Linked DNA regions of Homo sapiens: region 1 is linked to region 2. The links are chromatin contacts, found by Hi-C or POLR2A ChIA-PET in ENCODE. All regions are on one chromosome and are shown on one strand. The core of a region is the stretch at or near the end of the contact, and the rest is flanking DNA. Distances in the headings are between cores, read along the strand shown. Region 1 holds the start of NCR2 (natural cytotoxicity triggering receptor 2). Region 2 overlaps LOC112267957 (a long non-coding RNA gene).

What was found. A loop is a pair of places that touch in the nucleus more often than their neighbours do. ChIA-PET counts read pairs that join two places held with the same protein, here RNA polymerase II (POLR2A). Pooled maps may share reads with other maps.
Region 1: a pooled map shows a loop between it and region 2 (2.8-fold over the local background). The contact joins the promoter of NCR2 here to the enhancer-like site in region 2. A Hi-C loop is called at or near these places in 1 of 168 maps with a recorded cell type or tissue (natural killer cell) and 3 of 50 pooled maps. POLR2A ChIA-PET finds 5 or more read pairs at or near these places in 1 of 52 experiments (GM12878).

What each region holds. Positions count from the first base shown.
Region 1 is chr6:41,333,503-41,340,193 of GRCh38, forward strand. It overlaps NCR2 (natural cytotoxicity triggering receptor 2), which reads left to right and starts at 2,106. Exons shown (of 5, transcript NM_004828.4): 1 at 2,106-2,426; 2 at 2,585-2,926. The coding sequence starts at 2,375. RefSeq lists an enhancer at 724-853.
Region 2 is chr6:41,454,589-41,460,875 of GRCh38, forward strand. All of the region lies in intron 2 of LOC112267957 (a long non-coding RNA gene), which reads right to left. Among named protein-coding and RNA genes, the nearest start is that of LINC01276, 45 kb to the right of the region's middle. RefSeq lists a silencer at 1,263-1,557 and an enhancer at 1,999-2,786. Within about 2 kb of position 2,285, at least 5 of the 41 ENCODE cell types and tissues checked have a DNase peak (open chromatin) inside an H3K27ac peak, as active enhancers do.

The DNA.
Region 1 (6,691 bases), core at 856-3,355, 120 kb before region 2:
CTCAGAGGGTGGGCAGGGAACCCAGAATCCCCCAGAACCCCAGGCTCTTTGACAGGACTTTGCTGTGCCCTGCTCTGATCGTGCCAAGGGGGAGGCACTATCCCTAGCTCTTCAAGAGACTTCTGAAAGGGCCCCAGATCCCACCACAGCTACCTGCCCCAGTCCCTCCTGCAGAAATTCAACTTGTGACAAGGGCTGTTGTGGGTCCCCAGGGAGCAGGGCCAGTCCCAGCCTGGATGAGGGGCTGCCTAAGCCCAGGCTTCCCTGCCCCCAGGTCCCAGATGCCAGAGGAAGCTGAGCGTGCAGATGGTTCCAGCAGGGGCCTCCCCCTAGGGTGCTCAAGGCCCCAAGTCTATGTGGAGGGTGCCCACCCCACTCACACAGGTGGGGAAGCCACAACACAGAGAGAGGGGCAGATTCCCCGCTTTGAGAGCTCCTGTCCCCTGGGGAGAGACGACACACTCTGACACAGCAGAGAACGATACAGAGCTGGCTGCAGGCTGAAGAGACACACAGCTAGTGGCACATAGCAAGGGGTGCTCTTGTAAGCTACAAGAAGGAGCTGTCACTTAGAGTCAGCAGGGGTCAGAGAAGGGGAAAGTCAGCATGGGAACACAGTTGCTGACACACACACACACACACACACACACACACACACACACACGGTGACGTGCCTCGGTGCCATCTGAGGACAGGGCCGCCTTCCTCCCCCTCGGGAGGATGCCCCCACCCTGATTTGGTATGTAATTATGTTCAGGGAGAAGCTGGGCCCCACTGTCGGCGAGGAAACCCCCTAAAAGCTCACCTCCGCCTGTGTGTGCAATTCAGTGGGAGCCTCTTTCTCACCCCTGGTTTCCTGTCATGTCTGTGGGTCGCATTTCAACCAGACCAGCCGGAAGGCTCCAGACCGAAGTCAGGAGGCCTGTTCTGGTCCTGTGTGACTCTGAGCAGGTGGCTGACCATATCTGGGCCTCAGTTCTCACATCTGTGAAAAAGAGAAGTAATGTCTCCCTCGCGAACCTGCTGAGGGTCTTGAGAAAGTGTGCATGAGAATGCTTTGTAAATAATGCTTGTGTGAGTGAGTGGCGGGCATCGCTCCCTGAGCTGTCTTCTAGCTCTGGAGCTCCAGCCTGCTTTCCCACCTTGGGCCCTTGGGCGCCAACATCTGATAGCCCTACTGTGTCCTCCTTTTGCATACCCCTCTGCCTTTCCCATTCTCAGTCTCTGCATACTCCTACTGTAAGGAGAAGGGCAGTGTACTGAGATGGAGTGGAGAGCAGGAGTCCAGGGGCAGGCAAAGCAGTGGACTTGGAATCGAGTCCACTTGACAAGTTCCAATTCCCGTCTCAGTTATTACCTCTGTTCACAGAGCTCCCGGCAGCAGATCGCCAGTCCAGCAGAGCCCCCAGTGGTGCAACTGCAATTACACACAGTGTCTCTACCAGTCCTAAGATATATTAGCTCGTTCTCTTTGTAAATTGCATCGTATTTTAAAACTGAATCTTCAAAGTGCTGACATTAACTAAAGAAAAATATGCTAGAGTCTTTCATCTGTTTATGTTTTAATTAAACAATATTTCTCCAGGGTCCTTAAGTGGCAGAGGTCCAGGATGCAGAGATGAGGCCAGGTCCTGGTTCCTGGGCTCCCTCTACCCCACCCCACTGATGCATCCCATGCTCCGTGTGCTCTTCCCACCCTCCCCTCCCCGACCTTTGCCAGGGACCCTCCCTAGCCTCCCTTGCTGGTTTTGAATCTCCACCTCCTCTCCCCTCTCCTTTCCCGCACCCACGAAACTCCCAGAGTGGAAGCACATCACTGACCCACCATGGAGGCCTGGGCATGACGTCCCTGGCCATCCTGTGACCAGTGAGGCTTGGGGCTTGTGATCAGGGTTCCAAGTGCCCCTGAGTTTGTCATCCACCCTCAGCCTGCCTTTCCCTGGAAAGGGCGGCAAAGCTAGGGCCCTGCAAAGAAGAGAGGCAGCACACAGAGGGAGCAAGGGGGAAGCAGTCCATAACTCGCCCACAGTTTCCTCCTGGCCTTTTCAGCTCCTCCCTCAGGGGTAGGTCATGGTGGGGAGGGGCAGCTGGGCACAGGGGAGAGCAGGCATCTTCTACAGAGGCCTGGGAAGCTGTGTGCCAGACAGCGCCGAGCCCACCAGACCCAGACTCACCTACAGCTGGAGATCCCCACTTCCCTGTGCCCACAGAATCTGCCCTTTGCAGTCTCCCATCTCCCCAACCCAGGCCTCAGCCTGTCTCATTTTTCTATCAGACGTGCTGGAAGAGCAGCAGAATCAGGCCCAGCTCCCAATTCCCTCTCCCCAGTCTTCTCCAGGTGTCCCCTCCCATGAGCGCACAGGAAAAGGACCACATGGCCTGGCGAGCCCTACACCCACTGCTACTGCTGCTGCTGCTGTTCCCAGGTGAGGGGGAGGAGGAGCCCAGGGAGCAGAGGAGATGGGTGTGGTGGGGACTGTCAGGACAGCAGGGTCAGGGAGCAGGTGGCTCTGTGGCCAGAGGCCTGCTGTGAGGCAGGTTGTGCGCGTGGCCTTGACCTATGCGTTACTTCATCATTCTCCAGGCTCTCAGGCACAATCCAAGGCTCAGGTACTTCAAAGTGTGGCAGGGCAGACGCTAACCGTGAGATGCCAGTACCCGCCCACGGGCAGTCTCTACGAGAAGAAAGGCTGGTGTAAGGAGGCTTCAGCACTTGTGTGCATCAGGTTAGTCACCAGCTCCAAGCCCAGGACGATGGCTTGGACCTCTCGATTCACAATCTGGGACGACCCTGATGCTGGCTTCTTCACTGTCACCATGACTGATCTGAGAGAGGAAGACTCAGGACATTACTGGTGTAGAATCTACCGCCCTTCTGACAACTCTGTCTCTAAGTCCGTCAGATTCTATCTGGTGGTATCTCCAGGTGAGCTCTTTCCCTAGGGTCCTCAGAGGGGTGCCCCTCACCCCCTTTTGGTGCCTCCATCACCCCTGGTTTCCCAATCGTGGAAGCCACCCATGCCCACGCCCCAGTCTCCTGGGAAGGCTGTTGGGAACAGGTGCAGGGGGAACTCATATGTGCACAAGAGCAGCCATCTCACAGTCTGCATGACTCCCAAGCCTGCAGCCTGGGCCTCCTGAGAGATGCTGAAACAGACCCGGTGAGCATGCTGACCAGTCAGCCTATATGACCCTGCTACAGGAGGGCAGGACCACCCGGCATCTTTGGTACATAGTAGGTGCCCAGGAAAGGTGCATCCACTGGCTGCCCCCACCATGTAGAGCCAGTGGTATCTGGGTAGTCTAGATACCAAGATACTATGGGTATCCCTCATAGTCCAGATCGGGGACTAAGAATGAGTGAAAAAAACTAAGAATGAGTGAAAAAAAATCAAAAGAAAAACAATATTTTGTGACATACAGGAAATTCAAATTTCAGTGCCTATAAGTGGAGTTATTTTTTGGAACACAGCCATGCCCACTCAATTACCTATTGTCTGTGGCCCTTTTCATGCTGTGACAGCAAAATTGAGCAGCTGTGACAGAGACCACATGGCTCATCCCTGACCCTTTACAGAAAGTGTGCCAAACTCCTGCTCAGAGCAGAGCTACCCACAGTTCCTGTGGAAGAGGACCTTCTAAAAAAAAATCTGCAATTCACATGAGTAATTTTTTTTGTAAAATACAGTAAAAAAAAATTACTAGAAAAATAAGAAAAAGATATATAAAGTACAAGCCCAACATTTATTAAATTTGACAAACATAAAATTACATTTTAATGAATACAATCAGAACAAATATCACATAGGGAAAAATTTATAAAAACTGTATACATTGTTCATTTGAAAGTGTGCCTAAAGGTGATTGATGTAGTGGCTTAACGGTATACCCATAACGTTTTGTCATTCCTCAGTTAAAACTAAGTACAAAGCTAGAAGGGAAATTGCAGTTCTCCATATTAAATGCCAATATGCACCCTTCAAACAAACACCCTGTCTTTCCGTTTTTAAGGATTATAATGTGACAAATGAGCACTTTTCTTACTTGGTAACTTTCCTAATCTGAGAACTATTTATGACACCACATCACTTAGGAGATAATGTATAAAGAAATTGTGTTGATTTTTTTTAAAATAATACTCACAGTAGAAGCCCAGAAAACTGGTCTCACGGAGGTATAATGTCAGAAATAGAAGAAATTTTAAAGCAATTCCGACAAGCTCAACAGTTTTATATTTAACTTTTACAAAAGGAAGCAAGCGATGCTGTAATTTCAAAATGCATCTTCAATCCTTTATCAGTAGCCAGTTCCAAAACTTTATCCTAAAACTTATAGTTTAAATTATCTTTCGATGGGAAAATATGGATTCTAGATCTATGAATTTCCTCTGCATATATCTTCTTCTGACAAAAAAACGAAATTCAAAACATGCTATCAAATTATTAATGTTTTCCCATGAGCACTTGTGAAGATATGCAATATCAATATTATCACTTATTTTGTTGATAAATGTTATTAAATTAAGAACATGTCATAACAATTCATAGAAATGGTTCTTCTGACTTTTATGTTTGCACTTAGACTTTACTTGCCATTGAAAAACATGTCGCTTTACTTCCTTGCATGGAAATATTAACTTCAGAACTACAGTATAAACAAGTCTGATGGTACAATTCACATTTGTACTAAACTGGCTTCTTGTCTTAATTAGGAATTCTTCCTATAGATGAAACATGCTCAACAAAACTTTAAATTTGGCATGCAACAGTAGCTGTTTATGATCTGTTTCCATATTACCACATAATAAAGAGAATGATTTCAAATTTAATATATTCACCTTATAAAATTCACAATTCTGTCCATGTTGGTCAGCACAACGTTCAGTTAAGCTGCTTTTTTTTCATAGTAAAACTCTCTCAATGAAGGAAGCAGTGCATTAATTTAAAATCTAGCCCAAGACTTCTTAACCTGGATGACATTTTCCTGTCATTGCAACTGCAGCCATCAGAACATACTCTTACATAAAACTTAACCCCAAACCACATTTTGATAATATAACCTTCATAGTTTTATACATTCAGAGCTAGTTGTGTTTGTGACAATTAAGCTAAAAGATACAGAATTCCTTCATATCATTGTGTTCAAATTGCATATACTAAAAGAATAGCTATGTTAGCAATATTTGTACATTTTTTCAAATTGCCATGAAAAATACTTTGCTAGCTTTATTTGTTCTAGGAGATGGTCATCCATCTTGTTATCCAATTCCTGAATATGTTGACCTAAGGCGTCAAGGGAAAATGATATCAAGCTCCCTTCTTTGCTATAAATTACCCAATGTCGTAAAGCAAACGTTGTTCAGTAATGTTTTGGCAATTGTAGATGGATTGTTGGTCTTTGCAGTACAAAATGTTACTTTACAAGAAGCCACAAAGTCTAGAGCTTATATGTGAAGTATGGATTCCTTTCAAGAGCTTTTCAATCCAATACTCTTTTTTCTCCTAAAAACAGTTTGTTGTGAACTTGTGTTTTTCCGTTTTATATGTATATGCCACTTGTTTTTTTGTTTTGTTTTATTTCGTTTTGAGGCGGAGTCTCGCTCTGTCTGGAGTGCAGTGGTGCAATCTCGGCTCACTGCAACCTCCACCTCCAGGGTTCAAGCGATTCTCCTGCCTCAGCCTCCGGTGTAGCTGGGACTACAGGCGCCTGCCACCACACCCGGCTAATTTTTGTATTTTTAGTAGAGATGGGGTTTCACCATATTGGTCAGCCTGGTCTTGAACTCGTGACCTCAGGTGATCCGCCTGACTCGGCCTCCCAAAGTGCTGGGATTACAGGCTTGAGCCACCATGCCCAGACTATGCCACTTGTTTTTGTTGTTGTTGTTATTGTTGTTGTTTTGAGACAGAGTCTCACTCAGTCACCCAGGCTGCAGTGCAGTGGTGTGATCTCGGCTCACTGCAAGCTCCGCCTCCTGGGTTCACACCTTCTCCTGCCTCAGCCTCCCAAGTAGCTGGGACTACAGGTGCCCGCCACCATGCCCGGCTAATTTTTTTATATTTTTACTAGAGATGGGGTTTCACCATGTTAGCCAGGATGGTCTCGATCTCCTGACCTCATGATCCGCCCTCCTCGGCCTCCCAAAGTGCTGGGATTACAGGCGTGAGCCACTGCACCTGACCCAACTCAAGGTCTTCAACCTTAATCACATCTGCAAATTTCCCTTTGCCATGGAAGGCAATGTCCTCACAGGTACCTGGGATTAGGGAGTAGACATTTTGGGGTACCCGTATTCTGCCTACCACAATGAGAGATTCTACTTTCAAACAAAACCAGCACAAACTCTTTGGAATAACTGCAGAAGGAAAAAATTTATTTAGAATCAGTTCTACCATCTTCATCTGGCTTACTGTCACTGCCACATTCAGGAAAGATGTTTTTTTTCAGTGATTTTTGTTTTGCTATCTGTTCATTAGAATGCTAATTAGGTAATCACTATTCTACTCTAACTTAGCTAATCATGTTACACTCTAAATTTTGTTTAAAAAAAGTTTGATTAAAAATTAAAATGATTGTAAAAATAATAAATCATAAAATTATACATCTTTCGAGATGTTTATACACTTTTGGGCTATAGCTAACAACTTTATTTATTTATTTATTTATTTATTTATTGTGAGACAGAGTCTCA
Region 2 (6,287 bases), core at 1,035-3,534:
GTGTCTGTGAGCCGTGTGTGTGTCTGTGAGCTGTGTGTATAAGGTGTGTGTCTATAAGGTATGTGTGTCTGTGAGGTGTGTGTATTTCTGTGAAGTGTGCAAGCATCTATATCTGTGAGTTGTATGTATGCAAGTGTGTACGTGTGTGTGTGCTTTCAATCTGGTCGCTGACTCCCTTCACACACTCAGCTGCTGAGTCTCGGGGTTGAGCACACTGGGTGAGTTGGAGTGGGGTGCCGGTGTGCATCTGCCTGCTTGGGCAGGAGTGCCCTGCTTCCAGCTTGAAGATCTCCCACTGATGTCCTCACCCACACCAGGTCTCTGGGACAGACTCCTCCGCCAGGGCCATGCCCACATCAAATCATGCCCATCTTGGTGCCTGGGTCACTGCTTTCCGCAGGAATGGGCAGCACCCTGGTGTGGCATTCCTAACTGGGTTTCCATGCACTCCCAGTGGAAAAACCAAGGCTTGTGGAAAATACTGAGAATGGCCATACTTCGGGTGGTGCCTGCTATGTATCAGAATCGTTCCAAGGGCTTCACAATTCTGACAACTCTGTGGGGCGGGTATCATTGGTACAGATGAGGACACAGCGGCACTGAGGGAAGGAGTAACTTGTCCAAAGTCACACAACTAGTTAGTAAGACATGGACACGGGCACCAGGTTCCCGAAGTCACCTGCAACTCACTCCTTATGCCTCAAGTCCTCCTTTCCCCGCTGCCTGAGGACTTCACCTAGATGAGACAGTGGGGTGGGGCCCCCTTCTTCACCCCAGAACCACCGCCTTCTTTTGCAAGAGAAGGAATGGCAAGAGCATGAAGAAGCTGTCTGCTGAGAGGCTTGCAAGCAGGTTCATTATCCCAGCCTTACAGAGAGCTGTCCCTCCCCTCATGTCAACTCCGCCAGTAGTGGGTACGACTGTGTCCTCCAAAAAGATGCCAAGTCCTAACCTTTGGTACCTATGAATGTGACCTTATTTGGAAATAGGCTCTTTGCAGATGTAATCCAGTTAAGATGAGGTCATACTGGATTGGAGTGGACTCTAAATGCAGTAACTGGTGTTCTTACAACAAGAGGGAAATTTAGCCACAGAGACACATAGGGAAAATGCTATGTGATGATGGGAGCAGAGATTGGGGTGAGGTGTCTTCAAGCCAAGGTTCAGCAAGTATTGCAGCAGTCCAGAAGCCAGGAACAGAGGCATAGTCCCCTCAGAGCCGACAGAAGGGACTGACTTTGCCACATCTTAATCTCAGACTTCTGTCCTCCAGAACTGTGAGACAACTGTGAAAGTTATTAGAATCGAAATACAGTCACTGTCAAACCCTAAGAAAATGGAGCCAGGGGGCCATGAAGAAGGGGCCCTCATCCATACATGTCTATGATGGGAACTATGCAAGGAATTCCTCAGAATCGCAGCATTCCAGATAAGCCACTTGCCCCAGGACACTTGCCTGACAATGGGTGTCTTCACCAAAGAGCTTATGCCAATTCCTATGAGACCCTGTAACCCATGGTCTTTGTTTCAAAACTGCTTACACGATTTCTCCTTTTTGTCTTTAAAAGCTTCCTCCTGGCCCCAACCCCCTTGGACCTACTATGGGCCTATGACCCGTTATAGCACACATATCCCAGATTGCAATCCCCTGCTATTCCCAAATAAACCTTTGTTTTGGAGAGTTGGTCTCCCTGCTGCTCATTTTAGTTGGCACAATACATTTCTGTTGCTTTAAGACACCAAGACTGTGTGCTCCTACAGCAGTCTTAGAAAACGAAAACCTCCCTCCCAGGGCAGAATGGACACACACACACACACACACACACACACACACACACACACACACACACAGTAGACAATGACTTAGACTAACACTCTGACCAGGCCACACAGGCTTGTGCTGAGCAGGTGCCCCCTGGCTCCTATGCAAGGTACTCCCGCTCAGAGTTACCCCAGCCTAGCCGGGCACGCACTTCTCACACATCACCTGACAGCCTTCCCTCCTCTGGGCCCACCAGGAACTCTCAGTGGAAGCTTCCTGAGGACAGAAACTCTCCAAACTCCATCTTCTGGAGCTTCCTCCCTGGACCCTCCTGTTCACTCCCAAGCCCACAGTCTCCTGGTCTGCCTCCCTCTCTCCTCCCTTCCTGTCTCCCTTCCTTCCTTCCTCCCTTCTTTCCTCCCCTCCTTCCTTCCATCTCCCTCTGCCCCTTTTTCTTTCCCCTTGGGTAAACACAGCCCTGCGGCGAGGCCCTGCCATGTTCCCCGAGAGCTGCACATTGCCACCTGTTGCTATGGAGAAGCCTCTTTATCGCAAACACTGGGTAAACAGCTGCTGCTGGGAGCCCCTTTCTGCTGGGCAGGGGTTTATTTGGAGAAAGTCAATAAGGAAAAATAAACATTCCCGGCCCTATGTATATACAGCCTTGGGACCTGCAGTGCTCTGCAGCATCTCAGGCCTGCCAGCTCCCCAGAGGGTCAGGCAGGCTGAGCCCCACCCCTCCCTCTGATCCCAGCATCTTCCAGTTAAAGCAGGAGTGTGGGGGGTAAGGCAGCCACCTCACTCTGGACTCAGCCAGGTCACCCTGCAGGCTGCACCTACCTTGCCCTAGGCTGGGCCCAGGTCAAAGTTTCAAGGCTCAGACTTCCATATTCCCCTTCTATGAAAGGGTGTGCTGAAACAGCTGCCCACCCACCTGCCCAGCCCAGCAGCCCCGCCCGCTGTCTTCTAGGGAAGTCCACTCTGTCTGTGCTCCCACAAGCGCTGGGGGTCCTGGGGAGAACCATGGCCAATTTGGATTGATTAAAATTCTCTCTTCTTTAGCAGCTGAGTTTCAGTTGAATTAAACGTGTTAAGTGTTTAGTAATACAGCAATCCACTCAGTCAGCACAATTATTTAACAACTGTGACTATGTTGAGGAATCATGCTAGGCTATGCTGGCTCCTGTCCTCGTGGTGCTTACAGTCTAGTGGGGAAGAAAGCCAGCCGTAAAGATGCAGTTAATTTAGTATTTACAGGCGTGGGAAGTGCAGCGCAGGAGTACAGGATGCTCTGAGAGTTTATAAGAGCACTTTACATCTCGCTAATATCTATTACATGCATTAGCTCAGTTAATCCTCAGAGCAATCCTGGGCCGGGCATGGTGGCGTGTGACTGTAATCCCAGCTACTCCAGAGGCTGAGGCAGGAGAATCGCTTGAACCCGGGAGGCAGAGAGAGGTTGCAGTGAGCCAAGATCGTGCCATTGCACTCCAGCCTGGGTGACAGAGAGAGACTGTCAAACAAACAAACAAAAAAACAGTAAAAATCAAAATTAAAAAACTTGTATTCCCATTTCACAGATGGGGACATAACTGAAAGTCAATTAGGTACTAAGTGGGAGACTCAGAATTTAAATCCAAGATTGCCCAAGACAAAAGTCCTAGGCTCTAAACCACTGTGCAATTCTGTCAGGTCTGGAACAGAAACACCACAGTCCCTGCCCTCAAGAAGTTCACAAGAAACACCCTAATGAAATGTTTCATGACAGGTGGGGACAAGCAATGGCAGGAGTGGCTACTGAGGGATGCTGTGGTCATTCAGAGGACCTCCGTGTGACACAGAGGGATGGGAGCCAGAGAAAGGGATTGGGTGGAGTGTTGAAGGGAAGGGTTTCCCAGGCTCGGAATGGGTGTCAGCCTGGCTGGGAGTGGGGTTCCGCTGGGGAGCAGGATGACCTGTTTTGGAGAAGGGGGAAGAGGCCTGGCACCTTGCTTCTCACTGCAGACCCCCTATGCCTCTTAGAAACCCACCTCTGTCCATGCCTGCCCTGCTTTGGACAGGGGCCTCATCCTCTCCCCTGAATGCCTACACAGCTTCCTTCCTGGTCTTTCTGCCTCCAGCTTTCCTCAGCTCTAACCCACTCTCAACAGCCCATGGAATCTTCCAGAAACACAAATATAACCATGTCACTGCTCTCCTCTGCCTTTTCCATAGAAAAATGCCACACTGGCCTTGGTCTCATCCTGTTCCTCTTTTCCACCAGCATCTTATGCACCAGGCATATGGAACTCAAGTTTCCCAAATGCATGGGGCCCTTCCATGTCACTGCACTTTGCATTTACTCTGCCCTGTATTTGGAAATCCTTCCTGAAGGGTCTCATTCATTCACAAACACTTAATGAACACCTACTGTGTGCCTGACACTGTTCTGAACCCTGGGAACAAAACAGACAAAAATCCTTGTCCTCATGGAGTTTTATATCATGGTGAGGGATAGAGACTAAAACAAAACAAAGAAGTCACCCCTCATATCCACATCTGCATCGTGGATTCAACCAAACATAGACAGAAAATGTAGTTAAGCTTCCAATGGTTGCACCTGTACTGAACATGTATAGACTTTTTTCTTGTTATTATTCCCTAAACAATACAACAACTATTTACATAGCATTTATATTGTATTAGTTATCATAAGTAATCTAAAGATGATTTAAAGTATATGGGAGGATGTGCACAGGTTATGTAGAAATACTATGCCATTTTATATAGGGGACCTGAGGTGCCTGGATTTTGGTATCAGCGAGGAGTCCTGCCCCATGGATGACTATAATACACAACAGTAGGTGCTACCGAGCGCTATGGCCGAAACTGCAGCACGGAAGGCAGGATGAATAGGGCCTTGAGGCCACTGTGATAATTCTGAGTGAAATGGGGAACCATTAGAGGATGCTAAGCAGAGAATGACATGATCTCTCTTAGGTTTTAGGATAATCCCTCTGGCTATCATGTGTGGATAAACTGAAGGGGGACAGATGGGGGCAAGGAGACTAGCAAGCCACACCCTGCTTGTCCTTCAAAGCTCAAGAATGGGCTGGGCATGGTGACTCACACCTGTAATCCCAGCACTTTGGGAGGCTGAGGCAGGCGGATCACCTGAGGTCAAGAGTTCGAGACCAGCCTGGCCCAACATGGTGAAACCCCATCTTTACTAAAGATACAGAAATTAGCCAGGCATGGTGGAGGGCACCTGTAATCCCAGCTACTCAGGAGGCTGAGGCAAGACAATGGCTTGAACCCGGGAAGGGGAGGTTGCAGTGAGCTGAGATCACGCCATTGCACTCCAGCCTGGGTGACAGAGTGAGATCTGTTTCAAGAAAAAATAAATTCATCTAAAAAAAAGCTCAAGAATGATCCCTTGTCTGAGTGAGGCTGCTCCGTCCTGGTCCCTGGATCACCCTTTGCTTACTTATGGACAGCCCTGGCCACACCCTACCATGACTATCTTCATCTCCTCCCTATCTGCACTGTGATCTCTGTTACCCTGGCCCACTACCTGCCCCAGAGCAAACACTCAAGCCCACTGGGAGAATGCATTAGGAATGACTGTCTATGTGACCTATAGGTCCTCTCTGCATTCCCAAAGCGGTGTCACTTCACTGTGACCTGGAGGGGAAAACAGTACAACTAGCTCATTTGAAAAAAAGGGTAAGTGAGTTCTGGGGAGCATTGATAAAGCTCAGTTTCACTGATCTGAAACAGGTGCCTTAGAGTTCCCACTTCCCCACATCTGTCTCTAGCTCAGTGTCCACCTTCTCCAGCCCCAGCCGCCTGGGAGATTCCTGGGGGTAGCCAGGTATGAGAAGGCACCTCCTCCACTGCTTCCTGTTCTCATTTAGGGTGGTCCCTGCTGGCCTTCAGGCCTGGCATTGCCTCCCACTCTGACTCCCTCCCACAGCCTGCCCATCTCCCCTCCCAGGGCTCTGAGGAGGACAGGAGCCCTGCAGAGCAACGATCCACATATCAGGAGCAAGGGAATTAACATTTCCAGGCTGTAATTATACCTTCTGCTGGTGACACCTAAGGAAGCATCTTTTTATAAAAGCAGGTAAATTGAAGGCTTATGGGACTGTGGAAAATGGGTGTATTTTTAGCTCCCTCCCCTCACCACCCTTGATTGCCAGAACCCTGGTAATTGCTCTGGCACCAGTGGTTGGAACCAAGGTGGAGGTCTCAGAGTGGGGTCAAGGGGTCATTGAGAAGGGGATCCAGGAGGCACTGAGAACCTTGCTAAGCCAAGTGGGAACCTAGGAAAGGGGCCTGGGGAAATGCTCTCTGATAGGGAATTACGGGGAAGAGTCGTTCGTGAGCAGGTGGAGAGTACATTTTAAAAATTATATATAGCAATAGTAATAATAGTAACAATAACAATAATAGTAATGATATCTGACCCTTACATCATACTTGTTAAGTGCTAGGCAGTGTTCTAAATGCTTTTTGTAAATTAACTCATTAATCCTCACAACAA